4 separate regions of the Homo sapiens genome follow, and regions 1, 3 and 4 are each linked to region 2. Evidence: chromatin contacts called from ENCODE Hi-C data. All regions are on one chromosome and are shown on one strand. Each heading gives the region's core, a stretch centred on a gene start or an enhancer-like site at or near the end of the contact. The rest is flanking DNA. Distances are from core to core; before and after follow the strand shown.

Region 1 (2,700 bases), core at 9-2,508, 7.4 Mb after region 2:
AATTTAGAATACTTCCATCTCCTTTGAGTCACGAACTTGGAAAGGAGAAAGAGACAACTGCGGGGACGCATGTGCTCTAAAGAAAGCAGGAAGTCCGCTTCTTGAGCATGGGCCGTTCACCCATCATCACAAATGGGAACACCGGCCTTAAGTCCATCCCCATTCTCTTCTAACCCTGAAATCAAAGCCAGTCTCAGTAGGAAACGCGATCTTGCTAGCTGAGTTAGAGAAGGAGCACCAGACAGCTCAGGACACCCTCCTCCTTCTACTTGGCCTGCGGCAGGAGGATACTCCCCGGGTCCCAGCCAGTGGAGAAGGCGGACCCGGCAGGCAACAGCGAAAGAGCCTTGGCCGGGAAGGAGCGCGGCCAGTCCACGCGGCCGGAGAACTCACCGAACAAAGCGCACCGCGGAGCGGGAGGGGACACTCGGAAAGAGGGGGAAAGATTCAACCAGCTCTTCACCACTGCCTGGGGCTAGAGACAGGTGGAGCCGCCGTCCTCCTTAGAAGGAGAAGAAAGATAGGTTTTCGAGGGCTAATCTGAAACTCCTGCGCCAAGGCAACCGGAACCGGGACCCCGCCTGGGGAGCGCGCTAAGAAACAGGGGAGGCGAGCGCTGAGGGAAGGGATGGATGGTCGGGGTCACAGGCGGCCTCTGCGGGGATGTCGGGGTCCCGCCTGAGCCGCGCAGAGGATGCCCGCGGCGCGCCGCCGGCCGCCCCGACTCGGGCCTCCCGAGCGCAGCCGCTGGCCCCCTCCCACCCGCGCCCCAGGCCGCCACACAAAGGGGATGGCGAGGCGCGCCGGCCGCCGGGAGGTGGAGGGGCGACGGGCCTGGGACGAGGTGGCCGAGCCGCGACGCCCGCCGCGCCCCCCGCCTTTGTCTGCCTCGCCCCGCGCCCTCCCCCTGCGGAGGAGCCCCACCGCCGCGGCGCCCTCACCCTGCTCGTTACCCGGGTGAGTAGCGGTCTCATCTGCTCGCCGGCCCCATCAGCCTCCATGGCCGGCCGGCCAGCCCGTGACGGCCGCTACGGTACTGCCCCGCGCGGTCTGCCTGCTTCTGCCGCTGCCCCTGCCGCCGCCGCCGAGCCCCCGGCGCGCGAGGACAAACGTGGGTGCGTCCGTGCGCGAGGTGTGCGCGCGTGGGGAGAGCCGGGCGCCGGGCGCGGGAGACGCGGGGCGTGCGTGTGCGCGCTGCGACTGCTGGGCTGGCTTTAGTAGGAGAGCGAGGCCGCGGCGTGGAACCTGAAGCTAGAACTGAGCGAACCGGCGGACCGAGCGGGAAGGAGGAGAGCCGCGTAGGAGGAGGGGTTCGGGGGCGGAGCCGCAAACCGTGACGAGCCCGGCGCCGGGGCCAGGCAAGACACGCCCCCCCGCCCCGCCTCCTCGGGTCACGCCCCCTGCCAGTCTGGCACCGCCAGCCTCCTCAGCGCGCCCGCGGGCCGCGCCGCTAGGCCACCGGGAGATGGGGCGGGAGGGAGGCGGGACGGACATTTGTCCCAGCCAATCGGCGGCTGGCGGACTTCCGCTCGCCTCCCCCGTGCCACCTCCTCAGGACGCACCGCCCCTCTTTGTATAAGCTTAATTGACCGAAGCTGAGCGTCTAACTAGTTTTTCAAGTCGGAAGCTCCCCTGACGTTCTCAATGGGGTGGGGGGTCACCACCTCCCTTGGCTCCTAACTACATTCTTTAGAGGCTGCAGGGAAGGAGGACGCCACCTCTGTCAAGGACGCCCAGGATAACCCTCCGAAGCAACTAACGAGTCTTCACGACTCCTGGAAGTTTCTTTTCTGTCAATCCAGTAGGCACGAACCCCAACTCAGGGACCGTGAAAGATGGGGTACACTTGACCAGGTGTCCTCCTGTGCTTGCTCGCCCACTGAGCACCACGACAGCTGCCACTTTTTTTTTTTTTTTTTTTTTTTTTGAGACAGAGTCTTGCACCAGCCCAGGTTGGAGTGCAATGGCATGATCTCGGCTCACTGCAACCTCCGCTGCCTGGGTTCAAGCTATTCTCCTGCCTCAGCCTCCTGAGTAGCTGGGACTACAGACGCGCGCCACCACGCCCGGCAACTTTTTGTATTTTTAGTAGAGACGGGGTTTCACCATGTTGGTTAGGCTGGTCTCGAACTCCTGAGCTAAGGTGATCCACCAGCCTCAGCCTCCCAAAGTGCTGGGATTACAGGCATGAGCCACCACACCCGGCCAGCTGCCACATTATTGAGTCCACCCTGTAGGCCGTCTCTCAAATATCCCTTCTGTAACGGGATGATTGTAATACCTGCCATGCAGGCTCATTGAAGGATTAAGGGGATTTATATTCATAAAAGTGCCTGGCACATAGCATGCTGATAATTTTCATTATTGTTAACAGGTTTCTCTTGAGTGTTTCATAAAGATGAGAAATTTGGCCGGGCGCGGTGGCTTACGCCTGTAATTACAGCAGTTTGGGAGGCCGAGGCGGGCGGATCACCTGAGATCAGGAGTTCGAGACCAGCCTGACCAACATGACGAAACCCCGTGTCTACTAAAAATACAAAAATTAGCCAGGCATGGTGGCAGGCACCTGTAATCCCAGCTACTCAGGAGGCTGAGGCAGGAGAATCGCTTGAACCCAGGAGGCAGAGGTTGCAGTGAGCTGAGATCACGCCACTGCACTCCAGCCTGGGTGACAGAGCTAGACCCTGTCTCAAAAAAATA
Region 2 (2,700 bases), core at 127-2,626:
TAAAATCTGATAATAAGCACATTATGACCCACATTGCATATAACAAAAAGTAGGGCACTTCTGAAGGGTCCTGAGAAAAAGCCCTGGGCTTTTAAAACCTGCTTAAGAAGGCGATCAACGGTACACCACTTTCAAACGCAGCACTGACTTGTATGCTCCACAGTCATCAACAGTGAAAACAACAGTTTTCAACAAGAGTTGGAAACACTGAGTTGAGGGTTTTTTTTTTCTTTTTAAAGTTTGAGGCCAAAATCGATATTTATTCTTTTGAATTATGCTTATATCTTTTTCCTGGTTAATACGCACGCGGTGGCACAATTTTGAAAACTACGTAACGTTATAGAACCACCACCCAGAAACGAATCCTGTTAACAAACTTTTTGTATTCAAACTTTTTCCACTGCATAGTTTTTGACAATGCTTTTTAGACAATCTTTCTTTTAGCAACCAGCACTTTCAAACAAAAATTACAGAGAATAGTAAGTTTTTTTCCCCTCCTCCGGCAGATTTGACCCAGAAATTGCTATGGGAAGAAAGTGTTAATTATATTAAAAAATAGTTTGACAGAAAGTATTTAAAAAGAGAAAGGGAGAACATCACGTCTTTATTTTGGTGAATTAGCAACAAAGAAAAAGATTAGCATGGACGGGTACTTTTCAAAAATATATTTTTTTTCCTCTGGCTCCCGCTAGGGTGGAGGAAGTTGTCTCTCTGTCAGAGACAGGGTGGAAGAGAGTGAAAGGACAAATGATTGAGAGGCTGCCCCCTCCCACTGGTGCAGGCGTGCGGGGGTCGGATGGGGGGCCGCGGAGGGGGGAGGTGGCCAGCAGGTGCCTGGGCTCCAGGCCCCTACCCCCACCCTCGTCCCCACCCTCACCCACACCCAGGGATTGGCCTCGCCCCCTGGCGGGCGAGCGGTAGGTGTCGAAGCACTGGGGTGGGGGGTGCAAACCCCGCGGGCAGCGGAAAAGAGGCCGTGGGGGGCCTCCCAGCGCTGGCAGACACCGTGAGGCTGGCAGCCGCCGGCACGCACACCTAGTCCGCAGTCCCGAGGAACATGTCCGCAGCCAGGGCGCGGAGCAGAGTCCCGGGCAGGAGAACCAAGGGAGGGCGTGTGCTGTGGCGGCGGCGGCAGCGGCAGCGGAGCCGCTAGTCCCCTCCCTCCTGGGGGAGCAGCTGCCGCCGCTGCCGCCGCCGCCACCACCATCAGCGCGCGGGGCCCGGCCAGAGCGAGCCGGGCGAGCGGCGCGCTAGGGGGAGGGCGGGGGCGGGGAGGGGGGTGGGCGAAGGGGGCGGGAGGGCGTGGGGGGAGGGTCTCGCTCTCCCGACTACCAGAGCCCGAGAGGGAGACCCTGGCGGCGGCGGCGGCGCCTGACACTCGGCGCCTCCTGCCGTGCTCCGGGGCGGCATGTCCGAGGCTGGCGGGGCCGGGCCGGGCGGCTGCGGGGCAGGAGCCGGGGCAGGGGCCGGGCCCGGGGCGCTGCCCCCGCAGCCTGCGGCGCTTCCGCCCGCGCCCCCGCAGGGCTCCCCCTGCGCCGCTGCCGCCGGGGGCTCGGGCGCCTGCGGTCCGGCGACGGCAGTGGCTGCAGCGGGCACGGCCGAAGGACCGGGAGGCGGTGGCTCGGCCCGAATCGCCGTGAAGAAAGCGCAACTACGCTCCGCTCCGCGGGCCAAGAAACTGGAGAAACTCGGAGTGTACTCCGCCTGCAAGGTACGCGCTCGCCGCTCTCGGACCGCGGATGGGTGCTAGGGGCCCAGCCCGCGGGACCCCCCTCCCCCTCCCGCTTCCACCTCCGCCTCCCGCCTCCTGCCTCTCGCCTCCCGCCTGGGGCCGCTGCACCGCGGAAGTGCTCTTGTCGCCCGCGCCCAATTAGCTTCTTCTTGGATAAGAGTCCTGCTGGGTTTGAAGAAGGGGGATCACTAAGACGGAGAGCCCTTCATTCCTTCCGCTTGAAAGGAGTAGCTTCGGCATCCGAGCTCCCGGGCTACCTTGGGGTTTTGTTGCTCTGTAGGAGCTCGCTGGAGTCACTTTCCCGGGAGTGGAGCGGTGCTCTCCATGTGGCGGGTGACCCAGGGGCAAGGAAAAATCTTTTGGGGGACTGAGTGGTCCCTTCTGCAATCGATCCCTTCCTGTGTCCCACTGGGAGGAACTGGGTGCAAGGAGTGGGGGTGGAGAAGACTCCCGGACTCCTGGCGCTTTGGGAAAGCGAAGGGGAGGAAAGCGCGGGGTGGGAAGGTGGGCAGAGTCCGAGGCGAGGGTCTTGTGGTGCCTGGCGCCCTCGGCTGGGGGCGGAGGCACTGCCGCGCGCGGTGACAGCCCTGTCATTATTGTATTATTACTTGTTTAGTTAAAACGCTGTCCCAGCTGCTCGAGGTGTAAACAGGATTTGGCAAAGTGACAGCCCAGCGCGGCGGGCGCTACTGCTCAGTTTGAGGACACCCATTTCTTGCTACCCACTCTCCATGCCAGTTTAGGCACCCTGTCACCTCCAGCTGCAGATCCAGATGTGGAGGCTGTGTTCCCGAGGTGGGAGGATTGCCCGAGGCCGCGGGGCAGGCTGGCCCTGCGCTGTCAGCAGCGGCTTTGTTTTGACAGGGTGACAGCTGAGGGGGGCGGGGACTTGGCCTTGTCAGCTCCTGCGGCCTGTGGCTGAGGCAGGGAAGAGACACACTCACACACACTCACACCTCCCTGTATTC
Region 3 (2,819 bases), core at 164-2,663, 8.3 Mb after region 2:
GCAGTGTGCTTCACCTTTTGGAGAAACTATCTCATTTGTTCTTCATAAGCATTCAGTAAATCTATGTAATACCTCTGAGGTTGTAAAGAATCTCCTCAGATTACAGGTGGAGAAATTGAGACATGAAAACATTAGAAAGTAGGGGAGCCAGAAATGAAAATCAGGCAGCTGACTCCAGAGCCAGCATAACTCTTAGAAACTATGCTTTGGTGCCTTAGAGTATGTATTACACCCATTTCAGAGATAAGGAAAATGAAGAAAAAGTTTAGCCTCTTACCCATTGTCAAGTAAATGGAAAAATCAGCATTCAGATACTGGTGTTCTGACCTAATCCAGTGTCATTTCCCATTATGTTATGCTGTCTCTTTAATATTAAAACCTTCTACTTGCGTAAGATGTCTGGCTTACAAACAATATCACATTAAAATTTGGAAATATCCTGTAAAGGATGCACTGTTCTCAATTTACAGATGATGAAATGATCACAAGATTGGGCAATGAGATATGGCGTTTTTAGAGAAATGAAATTCTGCCTTGAGATCTTGCTCAATCCAATTTGAAATTCCAATCTAAAAACCAAAATGTCTTCTACACATAAGGCGCAAGGGTCAATTTTAATTCTGGTACGTCTGTCTTTGATCACCTTAGCAAATTTCCATCACCTCTTGGAGCAACTGATGGTTTGATTTGTACTAGAGTTTTCGTGGGTATTTTATCTCGCTTTCGAGTATTGGGGTTTCTTTTGTGTAGAGGGTGTCAGCCTACCTTGCACGTAGTAGTAGTTACTCAACAAACAGCCGAAGGCTGGAATGAATACCGTATACAGGTTAGACATTGGAGAAACGACGAATACCTGTTAGCCCTCGATCAAGTGCAGGGGGTCGATATTCACCACTCAGATGCCCCAGGGAGTACCGTCCTAGCCAATGTCCCTCTTTTCTTTCCGATAATTTGTATCGGAAAGAAGCATTTAGCAGTCTCAATGAATGAAAAAAAACTGAAGGCGCCCCAGTAAGAGTACGAAAAGAAAAGGAGTAATTAGAGAAGTGAATGACCAAGAAGGGCCTGGACAGCTGGGGGTGAGGGTGACAGGGGAAAGGGTGTGGACAGCTGGGTGTGGGGGTGACTGGGGAAAGGGATGCCCAGGAGTGGGCCGCTCCCTAGTCAAAGGAGGGGGCGCGGGAGGGAGTGAGAAAAAAATGACGTGTCTTTTTGGACCGGCAACAGCTACGGAGGTTGGCCGCGGCATTGCCCGCATCCCTATCCTCCACCCGTCCCTGGCGAGTCACTCACCCAGAAGCCAGGCTACGTAGGGCCGCCCCCAAGGCCGCCGAGTTTCGATTCCTTAGTGTTTGGAAACGGACCGAAAACAAACCGGGTCGCCAGGGGTCACCACGGGCTTCCGGTTTCTTCGAAGACACCGCCGCTTCCACAGCGAAGGGAGCTGCTCCGGGCACGTCGCGGAGGGAGTCCCATTTCTTCTGACTCGGCAGGAGCCCGGGACGTTCTGGAAGGAGGGACGAGCCGAGGCAGGAGGGGCCGGGCCGACGCGAGAGAAGGCCCGTTACCCAGCAATACGCGCGCGAGACCCAGGCCCGCCGTCGGGACCAGCACGGGCCGGAGGGAGGGGAAGCACTCCGGAAAGTGATTGGAAGTGTGGATGAGCTCTCAGCCGGAAAAGGGGCTGCCGCTGTCCGCGGGCTCGGCGCCAGGGACGCGCGAGGAAACCGGAAGTCAGGCCCGAGGGAGCTGGGAGGGCGTTAGCGAAGCCAGGTTCGGTCGTGGGGGTGGGGAAGTGCAGGAGTGGCGCGCGGCGTACTACATGTCCCGTGAGCCTCCGCGGCGGGACGGGGCGGGGCCGCGGGACGCCAGGAGGCGGAGGCGGAGTGGAGTTAGGTAAGAGCGTTACCAGCCGTCTTGTCTGTTGGGCCGAGGTCCCCCTTCAGGGGCGCCCTCTGGTGCGTCTTTTTCACTCAGTGTCCTTTTGGGGGGTCCCCGGGCCGTGTGGTGCGTGCTGGCTCGGCTCAGTAGCGCTGTTACAGGCTTACGAGCTGACGTGGCTGGGAACTGGGAAGTCTGTTAGAAGCCGTTCCTCTGTAGCCTCTGTTTTCTAAACTACTTGCAAGCCCTCAGGCGATCACTTGAGGCACAAGCTCGACGAATTGCGTAGGGGTCTGTAATTATTCACAAACGACACCACGACTTCTAGCACACTGCTCAATTTATGGAATGAGAGACAGGGAGAAGATGCCAGAGTACTGGAGTTGCGCCCGGCTTCCCTGGAGTTGCCACCACCTTGGTTATTTCTAGATGATAGACCGTCCCTAGCTGTGGAGTCACAAGTAGTTGAATTAATTAGTCATTGAAGGTCGCAGCCAGGTGGAACCCCTGTAACTCTAAGGTATTATTGGTTAAATAAACAAATAAACAAGGAACAATAATTATAGAAAATTTAACGTCACTAACCGCCGATTAGCAATACGGACATTACTCACCACCCCCTTAAAGTAGTATTTTGTCATCTGTCCGCTTAACTATCAGCCCAACTGTCAGCCCAATAGGATGGATTTCACTCAAGGGTTTATATGAAAATTCGTTTTTATTGTTGTTGGTTTTTTTATTGTCTTTTTTGGTTTAGATTTAAGTGAAAATTTATAGCTGTTAGGAACAAAGACCACAAGTTGAAGTTTTATGACATTTCTAAAAATACTTAGAAATCTGTGTTAATGTTATCGTTGAGAAAGGAAACGATTTGCTTCAATTTACTGGGCTGGAGAATGGAAGAGAGCAGTGTTTTTAATATTTTGAGCAAGTATCAG
Region 4 (2,812 bases), core at 286-2,785, 7.3 Mb after region 2:
CACTGCACTCCAGCCTGGACAACAGAATGAAACTCCATTTCAAAAAAAAAAAAAAAATCAATCAATCAATCAAAAATAAAGTAATAACAGTGAAAATACATCAGATTAAAGTTAATTACCATTTTGGCTATGTCAGGTTTATTATTTTGAAAAAAGCACTAAAATAAACTGCAATGAACCCTACCACAAAAGGAAGTTAGAACTTCCTGTACTGACAAGAAGTCTCTGTTTCTTCTGATGAATAATGATTAACCTTTCATTTTAGATGACAAGTTACAGTTCTGTCTGTTTTCAAAGGGACATATTAAAAGAATTTAGAGAACTTTCAGCCCCATAACTAACTAGAAGTACAAAATGGAAAATCATTTCTCTAATTCCTTTACTGTAGATATTTTTCTAAAAATTCCTCTAATAGTGATTCTTTGAGAAAAGTAGTTAAAATAAGATAAAAAGTCACATAGAGCAGCCAGAGATAAGACAAACATGTTAAAATGCACTGGTTAAATGTTTAGTTCTCAGTTTTGATGACTGTAACATGGTGATGACAAATGTCAACATTAAGGGAAGCTGAGTGAAGGGTATATGGGAATTCTGTGCTGTTTTTGCAGTTTCTATGTTACGTCTAAAATTATTTCAAAATACACACTTAAAATGTATTCACCACTTCAGCAGTTTATGTAGTTAAAGTGCTTTGAGAATAAAGAAACAATTTTCTTTTTGCAAAGAATATTTGCACTAAATCTCACAAATATACAGTGCTTGGACTTTTCAAATTATGTATGCTTTAGAAAACTATAAATCCTCCACAGAAAATGTCAAGTTAAATTGGTCAAATTGCTGGAAAATAAACACACACACATTTTCAAAATAAGGTGAGCAAAAAGTTGAGGAAATCCTGTAAGAAACATAACTTGCTAATACCCATTACAGTTTAAAAAGGACATCTGGTTCTCTAGTCTAAACTGTTGTCTTGATTTTATCCCTTATATTACATTGTTATTGTTCTTCAATGGGAACTATATGTGGAGTTAGCAGAAAAGAGACAGCTATGACAAGAATAAACCTCAGAGAACATGCAGTATCAGGACGTCTAACACCCTCCAGGCCCAAGAACAGAATGTAAATGAATGAAGAGAGGTGTAGAGAGTGGTAGAGCTTCGGTCACACATGAGAAGGCACATTCTCCCAAGAGGGATTCAAAAGCACATAAAAAATGAAGCAAAACAAGAAAAGACACTTGCACAAAATAACAAAACAAATGTATAGGTCACCAGTTGCAGACCATGATTCAGCTCCCTTCTACTAGAGGAGGAAATTAAGACCCAGAGAGGAAAAATGTGTCAAAGGCCACACTGCATCTTTAGGAGTGAAGGAGAACAAAGCGCACTTCACCTTCAGGATCTAAATCTTCATGGAAAACTCTAAGGCAGATGGGAAAAAGAGAACTTGTTGATATTGGCCCTTAGCCAAGGGCAGAGGGTGATATAACAACAACTGATGTTTGCATAACTTCACCTCCTGGACCCTGGGGTGCTTGCAAACATCCATTCATTCATCCTGGTTCACTCATGTGAAATATGTAGGTGGTGTGTTTTAATCATCATAGAGTGGTAAACAAAGACACGGTTGGTACAGAATCTCCAAGGGCAGGAGTGTGTCGTCAGCTAAGGACAAGCATTATTATCATGGCCTTGCTCCTGAGTCAGTACATTTGCCACCTTCCTTGCGCAAATAGTCAATACTTTAAGCAATTTTCTATTTTATATGTAAACAAGCACTTGGGGATAAAAAGAACCAAGAATTCTAATAGTATTCTAACCCTCTCCCACTTAATCCTCGAAATAGTTACTGACCACCTGCTATGATGATGGACACTCCTTTAAGTGCTGATTTTCATTTTCCTCTGGCTAATACTGGCCCATGTTGGTCTGAGGGCTGCTCCAAAATTAACTAGAATATGTGACAACAGATACCACTATAACCTCCCTATTTTCTGATTTATTCTCATTCCAACTTATATCTTTTATTGTAAAGGGAAATCTGCAGATATAAATGTAGGTTCTGTGGATCCCCTCCATTGTCATTGCATAATGATATTTGTGGTATGCTATGTCTGTGCCTTGCGTAGCTGCTACAGCATCCAATTCTACTCATCATATGGTTTACAATGTGCCTGTGTTAGAGCAAATGAACCTGAGACTTACATATTAAGCAGCAATATTGAAAAGAGGAAAAAAGGTCCAGATGATGTGAAGGAAGAATTTATATTAACCCGTCAACAAAAATAACTAAAGTAGCACACTAAATTTCTCTTTTCTCATTGACCCCAAATAGAATATGAGTATATTCTATTTCCTGATTTTGTGAGAAACAGAAAGGTGAGAATTATATTTATTCATTACTCCAAGAAATATTTATTGAGTCCCTAGTATATGCCAGGCACTGAGGATACAACACTGAATAAGACATGGTTCATAATGTCTTCCAATAAAATAGTTAACCATCATTGTAATAAGTAATAAAGTAAGTACAGATTCAACCCAAACCCCTAGAACTTTCACAAGTGAAGAGAAGACTGAATCAACAAATTGATGTTCATATGTTTGGTGGCGCTGCAAAAACTAGAAGTACTTTCTGAGCTATAAAATAAAATTGAATTTCATCTAATAACATTTTATTTCAAGTGCATTTTATTATTTACTGTGCTCTGACTGTGCACAAGACCACTGGGCACTACAAAAAAAAAAAATCTCTTTACAATCCAATGTGTGTGGGAAATCATAAATATGTAGGGTAAAGCATATGAAATTGC

What was found. A loop is a pair of places that touch in the nucleus more often than their neighbours do. Pooled maps may share reads with other maps.
Region 1: a loop to region 2 is called in a map of naive thymus-derived CD4-positive, alpha-beta T cell, with 7 times the contacts of the local background. The contact joins the promoter of SLC4A7 here to the promoter of KAT2B in region 2. A Hi-C loop is called at or near these places in 1 of 168 maps with a recorded cell type or tissue (naive thymus-derived CD4-positive, alpha-beta T cell), 1 of 37 single-sample maps with no recorded cell type and 8 of 50 pooled maps.
Region 3: a map of naive thymus-derived CD4-positive, alpha-beta T cell shows a loop between it and region 2 (7-fold over the local background). The contact joins the promoter of ZCWPW2 here to the promoter of KAT2B in region 2. A Hi-C loop is called at or near these places in 1 of 168 maps with a recorded cell type or tissue (naive thymus-derived CD4-positive, alpha-beta T cell), 1 of 37 single-sample maps with no recorded cell type and 11 of 50 pooled maps.
Region 4: a pooled map shows a loop between it and region 2 (6-fold over the local background). The contact joins the enhancer-like site here to the promoter of KAT2B in region 2. A Hi-C loop is called at or near these places in 2 of 50 pooled maps.

What each region holds. Positions count from the first base shown.
Region 1 is chr3:27,483,126-27,485,825 of GRCh38, forward strand. SLC4A7 (solute carrier family 4 member 7) reads right to left here and starts at 1,259. Exons shown (of 26, transcript NM_001321103.2): 1 at 942-1,259. The coding sequence starts at 1,001. RefSeq lists enhancers at 1-57, 218-427, 458-517, 533-1,309, 1,788-1,917 and silencers at 688-757, 788-1,147, 1,178-1,657.
Region 2 is chr3:20,039,070-20,041,769 of GRCh38, forward strand. It overlaps KAT2B (lysine acetyltransferase 2B), which reads left to right and starts at 1,377. Exons shown (of 18, transcript NM_003884.5): 1 at 1,377-1,711. The coding sequence starts at 1,409. RefSeq lists silencers at 639-1,278, 1,449-1,578, 1,779-1,838 and enhancers at 1,002-1,972, 2,689-2,700.
Region 3 is chr3:28,347,308-28,350,126 of GRCh38, forward strand. It overlaps ZCWPW2 (zinc finger CW-type and PWWP domain containing 2), which reads left to right and starts at 1,414. Exons shown (of 10, transcript NM_001040432.4): 1 at 1,414-1,896. It overlaps AZI2 (5-azacytidine induced 2), which reads right to left and starts at 1,517. Exons shown (of 8, transcript NM_022461.5): 1 at 1,294-1,517. RefSeq lists enhancers at 1,384-1,443, 1,631-2,611, 1,711-2,005, 2,044-2,123.
Region 4 is chr3:27,359,161-27,361,972 of GRCh38, forward strand. The region is part of intron 1 of NEK10 (NIMA related kinase 10); the gene reads right to left. Among named protein-coding and RNA genes, the nearest start is that of NEK10, 8.8 kb to the right of the region's middle. Within about 2 kb of position 1,536, at least 6 of the 41 ENCODE cell types and tissues checked have a DNase peak (open chromatin) inside an H3K27ac peak, as active enhancers do.